2 separate regions of the Homo sapiens genome follow, and region 2 is linked to region 1. Evidence: chromatin loops called from intact Hi-C (ENCODE). Cell type or tissue: ovary. All regions are shown on one strand. Links, peaks and the distances in the headings refer to the core of each region. The heading gives the core; the rest is flanking DNA. Region 1 overlaps MEF2C-AS1 (MEF2C antisense RNA 1). Region 2 overlaps MEF2C-AS1 (MEF2C antisense RNA 1).

Region 1 (2,915 bases), core at 261-2,760:
TAAAATGTGGCTGGTATCAGTCATAAAGTAATTTCTTTCTTTCTTTCTTTTTTTAACCAGCATTCATTTTGAACTCTATAGCAGTATTCTCCAGCAGAACTTTATGCAGTGATGGAAACGTTTGACATGTCGCTGTCCAGTAAGGGAGCCACTAGCCACATGTGGCTATTGAGCACTTGAAATATGGCCAGTGGAACTGAGGGACAGAATTTATTTTTATTTTATCTTATTTTAATTAATTTAAATAGCTACCATCTTGGTAGCCGCTAAATGTTTCAAGAACATGATAACATAAACGTTTTTACACCTTCGATGTAATTGAGTATTCCACAATGCCAGACAGGTCAAAGAACAGCACAGATATCTGCATTTAGTGACAGCATTTTTGTAAGACATCCCAGAACCGTTCCCCTGTGTTAACAAATAAAGGGGGTACAAGGGGAAAGGAAGTTTTCTGTTTTGTCTTTAAAGTGTGTGTTTTATCCTGAATACCCTACTTCTTGCTTTACTTTGTGGCTTTTTCCTAGCCAAAACTCGCACACGCGTTAGCTTAATAGAGCTATGAGTTGGCTTTTGTTTTTTGAAATATAATTCCTTAGATGCTGAGAGCTCAGACTATAAAATCCAGTTTGGGGCCCGTGTTCTTTCCTATTGGTCTGTCAGGTGAAAAACTCCGGCTGGCCAGAGTGGGACAGGGGCGGCGGCTAGACCTGCAGAGCCCCTCTTGCTCTCCCAGGTTTGCAAAATGGTTGGAGCGCTTCGGGCAGCCTGCGTCACCAGACGTGGACCGTGTGCCAGCGCTTTGTGCACTGTTAAAGGGTGGGTTCATTTTACTTGGCCCCTGGTATTTTCGTGGGTCGCTCTGAGCCCATCCCGAGCTCTTTTGGATCGCATTTCTCCAGCCCAGGATCCCAAAACCAGACCAGCAGGACAACTACCCCGGCACTGCCACCGCCCGTTTCCACAGTCCACCCACAGCCGTTGCGCCCTCCTCCATTCCCCAGAGCCCATCACGCACCCTCTTTACCAACAAACCACCGGACGCTTTTCCCCCAGCCGTGACTTCCACAACCCCCAACTAAATACAAGTCGGCACACCCCCTTCCTTCCCCGCGCCAAACCAGCGTGGCCGCCCACTCGTCGCACCCAGGTCCAGCAGGTCCAGCAGGTCCCCAGGAGGGCCCAGAGCCTGCCTCCTGCTCGCCCGTGGCGCACGCACGTGGCGCACTCACCCCCTACCAGCAGCCTCCGAGCTCTAGAAACACTCCAAGGAAGGAACCCCCGCCCCTTCAGCTCCGTCGGCCGGGAGAAAAGGGGGGGGGGAAGGGGGGGGAAGCAGAGACGGGCAGAGAGAAGAGTATATAGGTGATGAGAGCAGTGTTGGAGGGGAGGATCGGCAATAATTGGATGGCGTTGCAGCTGTTGCGCCTCTGCTGAACGCCCAGCCAGAGCGGATTCACTTTTCACACAAATCAACCGGAGGGATTGTTGCTGCCTGCAATCAATAACTCAGCGGAGTGAGTTGCTCAAACTAGAGGCGTCCCTCGTCTGGGTCTTTGAGGGCCGTCCGGATTGAGTCCCAGCGCTCTGCTTTCCAAACAAAGAAGTGGGCACCAAAACGCAGGACGAGATTTTTAATCCCCACTTCCACCACAACCCCGGGTAAAGATTTTTTAAAATGAAAAAGCACACACATAGTAAGGTATCTAGAAGAAACAGTTAAAAGGGGAAGTGTGAAAATCCATTCCTTGAATTGAAGGTTTCTGTGATATTTCAAGAAATGGGATAGAATCAATGTTCTGATGAACAACATTTAACAATTTTGTAAGTAAAGGTAAAGTCGCATTAAATTTATTCATGCATGTGGTTATTTTTGAATCAGCCACACACTTGCAAGCAAATTACTGATCAAGCCTTATTTGGACATACTGATTACAGGAAAAGAAAGAAATGTATCATAATTTGTAGTGTCGTTTAAAAAAAAAAAAAAAACCTTACCATACCTTTCAGATGTTATTTCATGAAGATTGCATTTCTATAAGGTGAATAGGCCCTGGGAGATGTGTATTATGATTCTCACTTAATAGACTGTAAAATGAAGCACAACTGGAAGAAAGAGAACTCACCAAATCACTTGGTAGTGACTACAAGACCAAGTTTGGACTCACTCACTGTGGGCCTAAGCCTAAAAACCTAAACTCAACTAACACCCATAAAGTAAAACTGGCCAAAATTTTTCATTTCTCTTTGACTCTGAAGCAACTTAAAAATAAACCTCAGAGATGTCAACCCAAATATAGAGGCTTTATAAATGATTCTTCACTATGCAAAGTCCTCCTGCTATTACAAATGGGAAAAGAGATATTGACCATCCTGGTCTGATGTGTCTCAAGGCTGGTTCTCTTTCTGGGACTAGCCTCAGTCTGAAGCCAAGGAAAGGTTCATTTGTGTGCACAAAGTCATGGAAAGCCAGACTAAAACAGAAATCAGAACACAGGAGCATTTGTCTGTGCTCAGTATAGTTAAACACTGCTTGGAAAAATAAGGTATTATTGGTAATAGAATTTATAAACCGTACTGAATACACATCACTAATCCCAAAGTATTTTAAATTGGCCTTTAGGCAATGCATAAAATAAGCCCTTTCAGTAACCTCAACTGCATTGCAAACATTTCCCGATTTGACAAATTGTGTTAGCTTCGGATATAATGGATTTGACATTCTTCTGTAATTCTCTATCAGATATAAAACTGAAGGTACAGAAATACAGATAAACATAGAATCCTTAGATATGTGTAAACCTTGTCTTGAAATAACAAATCCTTTGTATATTGCAAATTCTCAATCACAGACATTCCACATGCTGTATATTCTTCTTGGGTTAATGCTGCACCTAGTGAATTTTTGAAATTTA
Region 2 (2,915 bases), core at 198-2,697, 56 kb before region 1:
GTGCAAACTGGAGGTATATTCTTCATTGCAGTCTCATTCAGGCCCATTTTGATATGTTATAGTGTCCTCATTCCCTTTTATCTACTACCCAAAGAGATAGTAGAAGTGATAAATGATAAAGAAGGAGAAGAGTGACTCATTGCATGTGTATAACATGTGTTTCAAAATTGGGCAGGTAAGATTTAAGCATATATTTCCAGGCCAGGCATGGTGGTTCACACCTGTAATCCTAGCACTTTTGGGGGGCCAAGGCAGGTGGATCGCTTGAGGCTAGGACTTCGAGACCAGCTGAGGAACATGACGAAACTGAGCCTGTAATAAAAATACAAAAATATGCCAGGCGTGGTGGCACGTGCCTATAATCACAGCCACTAAGGAGTCAGAGGCAAGAGAATCCTTTGAACTCAGGAGACACAGGTTGCAGTGAGCCGAGATGGTGCCACTGCAGTCCAGCCTGGGCAACACAGCAAGACTGTCTCAAAAAAACATATATATGTGTAGATACACACACACACACACACACACACACACACACACACAAATATATATTATATATAATATATTAAAATATATATATATATAAGTATATATATACATATTTCCAGAGGGCTCTGAGAAAGAAGGTCCCTTAGTAGTTACCATGTGTCTATAGGATATGAACAAAAAGAAACAGGTAATCCTTGTGCCAGCTGCTGGAAGTCATCTTGCGACTGTGAAGGAGGCCCTGGATGTCAGAGTGGAGAGACAGAAAACAACCATGTTTTCTTGACACAACAGAGCCACCTACACCACACCACCTTCCAGTTATGAGGCCCCTACATGCCCGTTAAGTCAGTTTGAATTGGGTTTTCTGCTACTTGCAACAAGCAGTATATGAACTGATATATGAGAGAAGAGTGGAGGTAAAAAGGAGGGTAGTTTACACTTTCTTACATATTTCAGATTTATGTGTAAGGTCATGAACAAGATATTGGCATTTATTAACATTTGAATGTGTATGAGAACCTTTTGGATGACACAAGTTTGACTTACAAGATGTGGACACTGATGTCTAAATGGTGCATCAGGGAAATGGCAAGTGCCTTCACAAGAGCTGAAGGAGGAAACAGAACAGTCCCCCTCGTTCCACACAACGCAGTATACCAGTGGATATCCCCTCTGGTTTATAGGTGACAGAAAGAGAAAATATTGAGCAAAAATTACACTAGAAGGGAATGAATAAGTGGAACATCCTCTGAATCGGTCTCCTCTACTCACGAAGGAAAGAGGAAGTATTCCACCCGCACACTGGGCATTCTGTTTCTGTTTTGTAGGCTGTACCCTATCCCTCTCCCCACTGGAAGGCGATGGGGGAAAAGACTTTACCAAAGCACAAGACAGAATGACCCAGAGTGCAGTTTTGGAAGACCGCCAGCTCCCTAGCATTAATGTGGTCCCACTTAATTCCTCTGGGGTGGACACATGTAGATGTTTAGTGACAGCAAGCTATCACAGCAGCTGGCATACAAGGAACTGAAGTGGAGTCACTGCAAGTAGGATGGACAGAAGAAATGCTCTAGAAAATGCTCAAGTGTAACTTCAAGCAACGTTGCATTGCTTTGGAATGCGGGAAACCACAGGAGTAAACAGGCCAAGCTGGCATGCAACAGGCACAAATAAAGCAGGACTCCTTTTTTCTTTTTTTTCCTGACCCAACAGAGAAGCCAGATCAAAGCTCTGGAGTGGTTGGCAATACTCTACAAAGTATTGATTCATTCTGTTAACAGCTGTTTATTGCATACCTACTATATATGTTGCACAATCTCCAATACCAGAGTATGACAATGAGGAAGACACAATTCCTTCCTTTGATGCACAGAAACCTAAAGCCACCAAGCTACGATGTGCAAAATATATATATAATTTCACTTTTTCCATAACATTTTATCTTCAATTTGAAGCTCCCATTCACATTGTAACAGAAATAAGGTCTGCTTCTATCCCCCTTTCTCCTAGATTGCCTCTAATTTCCAAGGAGCTTAAAAAGTGCCAGGGACTGTGAAGGGAAGGTGAGAATGAGCAGTCCAGTCTTCATGTCGTCATCCGTCCTCACTGCTCTACGGGGAAGCTGCCATCCCTTCTGCCCTGGTCTTGGTCCATGTTCTTCAGTGGAGAAGCAAGACTTCCCCAGGTCCTGCTCCATCTTAGAGACTGTTCCCTTCCTCCCTGGAAGTTCTCTGCTTCTTTATTATTCCAGGCATTGTCTGGGCTTTTTTGCAGACACCCACCAGCATCTAAGCCCTCTTCGTTCTTTCTCAACTTTCTTCTTCAGAGGCACAACAGAAATTGACCCGTTATGCTTTCAAATCTATTTTCTAAATTTGGACTTTAACTTTGAGTTACAAAACAAATACATCGATTCCTTTATTGTCTTTTGTTTTCCTTTGCTGTCTCCTCCCTAATGTATTCTGGTTTCCTGAATGCAGAGGCGGGTTAGAGGTTGTAAGAATATTAGGAGGACAGAAGCATTGGTTCATACCTCAAAAAACTTATTCCACTACAGTGGAGTTCTGTTCTCCTTTGGGAGGATGGGAAAATTTTCCTTGATGAGATAACATATAAGTGGGTCTTAGAAACGGATAGGTGTTTACCAAAAGAAGAAAGTAAAAGAGAATCAAAGGGATAAATACTTCACTTGTAAACAAAGTTAACCCAACACTCATTTTAAATCACAAAATAGTATCAGATTTAAGAACAACATGCAGATTTCATAGAAAATGAGGATTAAATATCATTACCTGAATAAAGTGTCTACCCTGAGTAGAAAAATGAACCATCTGCCACTATACTTTATGTGGTTAAATGTCTATTTAAAGTTAACATCCCGTCATTCACTTTAAAAAACAGAAAAGCTTTATTTAAGAAAAATGTAACTT

What was found. Hi-C counts contacts between places; a loop is a spot of excess contacts. Peaks named below come from ENCODE experiments on the same cell type or tissue, not always from the same donor. Only the 100,000 strongest peaks of a DNase experiment are listed, where the experiment ranks them.
Region 2: it touches region 1 in a loop (4-fold over the local background); 12 of 110 quality-filtered maps call a loop at or near these places.

Annotation. Positions count from the first base shown.
Region 1 is chr5:88,887,798-88,890,712 of GRCh38, reverse strand. All of the region lies in intron 1 of MEF2C-AS1 (MEF2C antisense RNA 1), which reads right to left. It also overlaps a transcript of MEF2C not described here. Among named protein-coding and RNA genes, the nearest start is that of MEF2C-AS1, 5.9 kb to the right of the region's middle. RefSeq lists enhancers at 305-839, 1,054-1,253, 840-1,376. In ovary, for the core only: no CTCF peak of the experiment used is centred there; DNase peaks (open chromatin) are centred at 762 and 1,202; H3K4me3 peaks cover 1,651 bases; H3K27ac peaks cover 2,500 bases.
Region 2 is chr5:88,943,825-88,946,739 of GRCh38, reverse strand. The region is part of intron 2 of MEF2C-AS1 (MEF2C antisense RNA 1); the gene reads right to left. Among named protein-coding and RNA genes, the nearest start is that of MEF2C-AS1, 62 kb to the right of the region's middle. In ovary, for the core only: no CTCF peak of the experiment used is centred there; no DNase peak of the experiment used is centred there.